Regions from separate parts of the Mus musculus genome. Here region 2 is linked to region 1. The links are chromatin contacts, found by Hi-C or POLR2A ChIA-PET in ENCODE. All regions are on one chromosome and are shown on one strand. Each heading gives the region's core, a stretch centred on a gene start or an enhancer-like site at or near the end of the contact. The rest is flanking DNA. Distances are from core to core; before and after follow the strand shown.

Region 1 (3,755 bases), core at 494-2,993:
ACTGTTTCTCTATGCACATGTCATTTTGTTGGGTCTGAGCTTGTGGTAGCCACAGCAACCAAGGGACTCAGTCAGGTGAAACCTACAGGATGCTGATATGGAGTGAGTATATGAAAGAGGGTGAGTGTTCTAAAACTGGAGAAGGAAATGAAGTCTAGTGGTGAAATATGGAGTGAAAGGAAGGGGCTGTTGTCTCTGGAGGACGGGGCAGGCTTCGGCTGCCTGAAATTTGAAGCAGTAATGTCTGATGGAAGAGACTTTAACCCTAAATCTGTTACCATCCTGTGGAGTATATTCTCTGGTTCTACTATCATTTAACATGAATCTACATTTACACTAAGAAAGCATTTAGGATATTTATCTCAACAAGTGTTACTCAAGATATCTGATATGTGCTAGCTAATGTAGAACTCCATTAATTAACTAGTTGCTGAGTCCTCTATTACAGAGCACAAGGCCTAAGCTCCTCATAGGCCATGCTCACTTTTGTAGTCGCCATCTGTTTCTACCCCTAACTCTCACACTCCAGGGTGGCAGGGAGGAAATACATCCTCGTGTCTCTCAGGGTCATGACTAAATGATGCAGATCTGGAGACTCTGTGGAGGAAAGCAGCAACTACAGTAAAACACGGGCTTCCTTGAGTTGCATTCCTTTATTCCAAGCATCAGCCCCAGGTAAGCCTTGATCAGCCCCAGGTAAGTCTTGCGCACAGCTTGATCTTGATCTGTGCTTAGTGGTGCAGGCTCATGATCAGCAACCAGGAGCACGACCCCGACACGGCAGGAGCATCTTGCCTTCACTGCAATGCTATGCAGTGTCAGCACACTGCTTACCAAGGCACACAGCCTTTTGACAGCCCCACTCAATAAGGGTAAAAGGATCTGACCATATCCTTAGCCAGCCAAGTAAGTGATTCAGTTACTGCAGAACCCCATTTGCTTCATTCTCTAGGAAGCTACTGCCAACAATGCCAAAAGAAACACCTGGTCAGTAGAGAGCAAATTTCAATTTCCCCGCACTATCTGAGTCATGAGATTAACCCATTTAACAGAATAGAGAACAGTTGCATTCATGGTGAAATATTAACTAATCCCATGAGCAAGACGTCCCCGTGCTTTCAGGTCTGACTCTGCTGTGAAATCACTACTCCTGTGACTCTCTAAGGATCATAGCATTCCTTCTCCAGGATGAAATGTTTCTAAAAGGCATACTCACCTGCCGGGCATAGGCCATCTCAATGCTATCCAGAGAGCTTCGCCCAGGGGGATTCACATCACCGATGTAACTCGGCTATAAGTAAAGACACAGCGGCATCAGTTAAGAACAGTACTCGATTGCATAAACACATCCATGTCTGTAACCTGAACAGGGAAAGCAACAGAGAACAGCAGCAAGGCTCTGCTACAAGGACACAGGTTCAGCTATCCTCTAACAGCCCCAGGAAATAGTTTCCAGTACTAAAAACTTAATTTTAAAAATTATGCATTTAAAGAGTACTTGATTGCAGTCTCTGAATTTCCATTTAAATGACTTTTGCCTAATGCTCCTGTTTTCAAAAGCACCTCTCCTTCAGCTGCCCTTGGCCAAGCCACAATTTTACCACACATAAAGTCAATTATCCATCAACAGGATGTGTGCACTGTAACTCCTGAATAGAAGCGGCTGGCAAACGTTCAGCTGGAATTCCACAGTCAGAGCTGCCTAAGAACTGGGAACACGGACGCACAGCACGCTGCATGGGAGAATGTTCCCTACACCTCCGAGCTCCAATCAGGTCTGGAAAACATGTAGTCTTTAGATCAAGCCATGTTGGCTATGACAAGACAGGGCACAATAAAGGAATGCATAACAGGGCCAGGGAACCAGAGACCAGAAAGGCAAGGAAGCCAGGCAGACAAGGCTAGAGAAGGGCTCACTGGGAGCCTGGAGGTATGCAAAGAGACAGCAGTGAGTGAGCAGTGTGAGCCCCTAACTCACACTCTCTCTCTCTCTCTCTCTCTCTCTCTCTCTCACACACACACACACACACACACACACAGAAGGAATGGGCTTCTCAGAGTAGAGAGCATTCAGAAAATAGCCATTCTGGGATAGGCATGTAGCAGAAGGGAGTGGCACACTTTTATTTTAGCACCCATGATTGTACAAAGTGTAGGTAGAGGTGTGTAAAACTTTACCAAGGAGAGGGTGCACTCTAGACAGGAGAGAAAGAACTATAATAGCGCTCGCACAAAACAAGTCTAGGGTGAAAACTAAATCCAGTGATACCACAGAGGGAGAGATAGATGAGTCTCTACATAGAATTTTTGCCTTCATGAACACAAAGAGGAATCAAACTGATTAATTTAGAAAATTTTGTTATAAAAGCCCAGTACTGTTTAATTATGAACAACAAACAAACAAACAAACAAACAAACAAACAAACCACCGGGACACCAAGGAAACCAACACATACTTACCCACATGGATCACCACCACCAAAACCAAAACCTCTAATGTGAGTAAAACATGGGACAAAGCAAAACTGTAGAACCTCAAATACACAATGATGCAGCTTATATAGATGACAAGAAAACAATATGTCACAAACATACAATATCCATACACAGAAGTCCCTAGCAGGGAACCAGAAGGATGGACAGAGGTTGTCTGGACAGTGTGAGTGCATAAAAGCTCACGGTGTGAGGAACTTTCTGTGGTGCATCACAGAAGGAAAATGAAGGGCCTGTTGAGTAGTTTTGAACTTCTTTTGCAAAGAGCAGCAGGGTACTTTCTGTGCTTGGAATTCTACTCCAACCCCAACATATGAACTCGGCCATCCCTTAGGAACCAGACAGGGAGCACAGTACACAACTGAGAAGCATCTGGGGTGAGGCCGTCAAATCCACACTGTCAGTCTATATTTTACCAACCAATCACATCATTCATTTAAGACATGTCATACATGCCACTATAAGCTGGAAAGAATAAAAATGCTGCCAAACTACAACCCATAACTGAGTAAGATGCTGTGATTTCAGAGATGCTAAAATATGGGAAAGCTGTATGATTGACACTTGAAATATGGTATTAAGTGTCTTATCAAAATTAGTGTCTGCTCAATATTCACAAGTTTCACACAGCACAGCACAGAGCAGAGCAGCAGCCGTGTCATCTGTCAGGAAGCCTCAGCTCAGCTTCTCTAGCCAAGTCTGTTGCTTGCTGAGTCATTTTCCAGACAACTCGCCTGGGGAGACGCCCAGTGGCCATGGCCAAAATTCAACCCACCTACGTTAAATCCGCCTTTAAATACTGCTTTTTATTTTTTAAGAAAGTGATTCTCAGAAAGAGAGCATATGTATATGTGTACATATGTATGCATGCATGAACATATGGATACATGTGTACATGTGTTCAGTTGAATCCTCCTCTACCTTTCCATGGTTTCCAGGGTTCAAGTTCAGGCCGTGAGGCTTTCATGGCAAGCACTTTTACCCACTGAGCCATATCACCAGCCCCAAATATAGTTTACATGTCGATTAAAATATATCTAGGAATTCCCACACTGCTCAACTCCATCTTGCCATGCAAGCCAGACACTGGAGTCATTCCTTACACTCACCAGATGTAAGAACTGGGCCACAAGAATCCATAGCAGGGCAACAGCCTCAAGAAACTTATGTTAAAGCACACTATTTTTATCTAGGCAACACTTGAAAAGTTAACAATCTTTCAATTCCTACCTTCCTTTAAAAGTTGTTTCTCTTTCTTCAAT
Region 2 (3,755 bases), core at 534-3,033, 37 kb before region 1:
GCTTCATACTACAGCTAACACTAGGCTGTACCATGGTATGCGATGGGAGAGGAGGGATTGTCGATGTGTATGTTAGTGCTGCCCTCTAGTGGCCATGTGGGGAATTTCTTCTAATAACCCCCTAGCAGGCATTGATCCAAGAACTCTCACACCTAACAACTATTTTAATGCTCAGTTTTACGGGTGAGGAAACTGAGGCAGGAGTAGCTAAGTAACTTTCCTAAGGCTACAACACTAGTGAGTAGCTAAGCAGAGATCTTCTTAGGATTGGGTCTTGGCCAAGAGCGCCCAAGAACTGTGGGAAGCCAAATACAATTAATTGGAGGCCACTGCTGATGGGGAAACTGAGGCCCAAACTGAGCTCCAGGTCTAAACTGCTCACTAGGGCCTGAGAGTCAAAGCTGAGGCTGAATGGGGCTCTACCCCCACCCTGTCTAGACATCAAGCTCCGGGCCACAGCCACTCACCATCACCCCCTTGACCCAGCCGAAGCGAACAGGTTCTCCAGGGCTCTTCTCACTGTTGGTGCCTGTCTCATCTTCCACAAGTCCATCAGTCAGCTCACGACCTTGCCGTCCATCAAAGGCCAGGGCATGCAGGTGGCTACCTTCCTGCTGGGGGCCCAGAGACCAATAGGAGTCAGGCAATGGGGGTTAGGGGCTGGGTGTCTGTATTCAGTCTTGCCTGCCCCACTTTGCCACACAGGCAGCCCTTGGACAGCTTCCTGGGTACAATGCTACTCGAAGCTTGGAGAAACACCAGAGAGAGCAAGCAAGCTGAGCATTCAGAATGCTTCTGCTCCGGGAGGCTCCTCCCCTCTAGGGCAGAGGGCTGGAGTCTGACAAGCCTGCAGTCTGAGAAGTGACACGGGATGGGAGGTGAAGCAGTATGTCACACGCCACACACCAGGTCTCTGACACAGAGAGTCTTGAACCCAGGCCTGGACTCCAGCATGGTCATCTTCTATTTCGTATTCCTACCAACCGCAGCCTACTCTGGGACCTTCATCCCAGTACCTATCTCAGCATCCCTATTCAAACAAGGGGTCTTGTTTGGTCCCTTCAGAGGGAAGCTTTGAAACACGGAAGAGTGTTAGAGGTTAGAACATCCAACTGTTGGTGAAACCGTGAGGTGACAGGGATTGGACCCTCCAGCCTCCCAGACAGCGAAGCCGATGAGCTAATATTTGAGAGGGCTCACCATGCTCCCTCCCTCCCTCTCACAGTCTCTCCCAGCGGTGTGCAACCTGCATTTGTATAAGCAGCAGGCTATGCTATCATTGTGCTGCCGGTGCCTGGACAATATGTATTACTTGTGCCCCCAAGCTTCATGGCACCTCTGTCCACTATTCATTTGGGTGTCTTGACCCTAGAGGAAGATGCCCAGTCATTTTCACAACACGAATGACAGAACATGTTGGGCAATCATGCCAACGTTACCCAGCCAGGAAGCGGCCAGTCTTTGAACTTCTGCTTACCTTGAGGAATGAATGCAGGTCAGCCAGGGTGGGCCGCACCTTCCGGGGCTCACCGGGCAGAGCGCTGTTAGCATAGTGTTCGTAGGCCGGCACCACGTCTATGGTGTTGTAACCGAAGGTGCGCATGTATAAGGTGCTGCCGTGTGTTAAGTGGCTGGGCTGGCTGCTGTCACAGGCAGCTGGTGGGGGCTCATCGCCTCCCATCAGTGTGCTGATGGTGAAGCGCCCACTGCACAGAGCATCGCCAGGCAGCTCTGTCACGGGGAGCTCTGCCATTATGGCTCTGGGTATCAAAGGAGGGGACAAGAGTGGGCAAGGGCACTGAGGGTGGCTTTATAGGCTGGGAGGAGGCGGGAGCTTGGTCCAGACCGCCCATGGCAAGTGAGCAGGGTCTCTGCCAGGGTGGGGGGCGGAGCCATAGCAACTGCTGTCCTGCCCCCATTTATCTGATCATTGACACAGGGGCCAATTTGGAGCAGGAGGGCTGGGCTAGAGCCAGGGCCACATCCCTGAGTCCTGCAGTAGCCCTTCTAAGCCTAGGGTAGCAGAGGTTCTGCAGCTAGGACCCAGGAAGCAGCAGACATGAGAGAGGACCCAGAGAAGGCCTGCTGCAAGGTGCCTACCTACACTGCAGGTTAACAGTCCTCGTGTTGGGCACAATGTATTTCTTTCATTTTATTTACTAGTTTGAATGGATGTCATCTTAGGACATGCATATAAAAAAAAAGGAAGTCTGCCTTCCGATCTCCATCCCTCACAGTCTCAGCGTCTTTCCTGATACATTTCAATATACATAAGCCATTGTGATTAGTGGCCTCAAGCCAGACCTGCAGCCACCTCTTGACTGACAAACCTTGAGAGCTTGGTGCTGGCCACTGGCCTCTAGGGTAAACAGGCACAGTGCAGCCTGACCTACACATTCACAGGCTGGCCTACGGGGCTGTAGTTTGGAGCCCAGAGCAACTGGTCTTTCCCTCCCTGGAGCCATGCATTGTTCCCATGAAGTAGGAGATCTGGTCAGCAAAGGCTCCTAAGCCATTGCAGGGGCATTGCCCTGGGGTATGAAAGACACTCTGGGTCTTGATGATGAACTAGTGGATGTTGGATGTGTCCTAAGAAAGCAATGGACTTGTAGCTGTGAGGGGTCCCAGAGTCAGCCCTTACATTAATGGCCCCACCCATAACTATCTTTCCCTAAGAGGCTGGGCGTTCAGTAATCCATGGCTGTGGGGCACAAAAGCCTGGCATCCTGCCCTGTCTCTGGAACCACCCAGTGTTTCCCTGAATCATCTGAGGCTTAGGGCTACCCTAAAGCCCGCTCCCTCTGCCCTCCCAGACACATGTCCTGAATTTGCTCTCAGTTACTTCCCAGTGAGGTGACCCAGCCCCTTACAAGAATAGGAGACGACGGTACATGCTTCTTGCTGCTTTATTGACTATAACAAAGATTTGGAATCGACCTTGACAATCAACAAATGAATGGGTAAAAAAAACTATGTATATGTATAAACCATGTATACATAAGTTATATAAGTATAAATTATATATATGCATGCTACTTGGCTATCAAGTTAAAATGTTTTCGGGAAAATGGACAGTCTCAGTATGAATATTAGGTGAGATCATACAACTTCAGAAATAAACCACACACTCTCCCTCCTGTGGAATCTAGCCAAAAATATATGTATGCATAAAAACAAAAGTACCCGTGGGTACAGTATAACATGAAGAAAGAGCATAAGAAAGGCTGAATATAAAGGAATGAGGAAGGATGGCACAAAGAGCAGGACACAGAAAGGGGACAAAAAGCTGATGTATTCCTAGTTCTAACTCCGTCACAGTTTTTTATTTTTTGATTTGGATGGTGGACAATTGCAAAAAATACATTTGACACTAAAGGTGTAAAATTTAACATGAAGCTCTATAGCTTCTGTTTCTATGCCAATTCTAACTGTATAGAAGTTCACTAAGTTGTACTGACCTTGGGTATGGTTAAATTTTGTTTGAATATTATTATTAACTTGCAAGATTTTTTTTTTCCAGACAGTAATAGTCCTGGCTGGCCTCTAATTCACTTTGTAGACCAGGCTGGCTTCGAACTCACAGAGATCCTTCTGCCTCTGTCTCCCAAGTACTGGGATTAAAGGCGTGTGCCACCACATGTGGCACAAGATTTTTTTTTAATGAAATTTAAAATAAGTTTATGGAATTTAAAATAAGATCTGAGGACTCTTGTCACTGTCCAACAGACCAGCCAGCACCCCATGCTGTGTGGCAG

What was found. A loop is a pair of places that touch in the nucleus more often than their neighbours do. ChIA-PET counts read pairs that join two places held with the same protein, here RNA polymerase II (POLR2A).
Region 2: a loop to region 1 is called in a map of gastrocnemius, with 2.0 times the contacts of the local background. The contact joins the promoter of Slc12a3 here to the enhancer-like site in region 1. A Hi-C loop is called at or near these places in 2 of 37 maps with a recorded cell type or tissue (Patski and gastrocnemius). POLR2A ChIA-PET finds 5 or more read pairs at or near these places in 1 of 5 experiments (Patski).

Annotation. Positions count from the first base shown.
Region 1 is chr8:94,290,204-94,293,958 of GRCm38, reverse strand. Nup93 (nucleoporin 93) reads right to left here. Exons shown (of 22, transcript NM_001357266.1): 6 at 1,217-1,291. Among named protein-coding and RNA genes, the nearest start is that of Mir138-2, 32 kb to the left of the region's middle. Within about 2 kb of position 1,743, at least 1 of the 3 ENCODE cell types and tissues checked has a DNase peak (open chromatin) inside an H3K27ac peak, as active enhancers do.
Region 2 is chr8:94,327,236-94,330,990 of GRCm38, reverse strand. It overlaps Slc12a3 (solute carrier family 12, member 3), which reads right to left and starts at 1,783. Exons shown (of 25, transcript NM_001205311.1): 1 at 1,478-1,783; 2 at 468-614. The coding sequence starts at 1,753. It also overlaps a transcript of Nup93 not described here.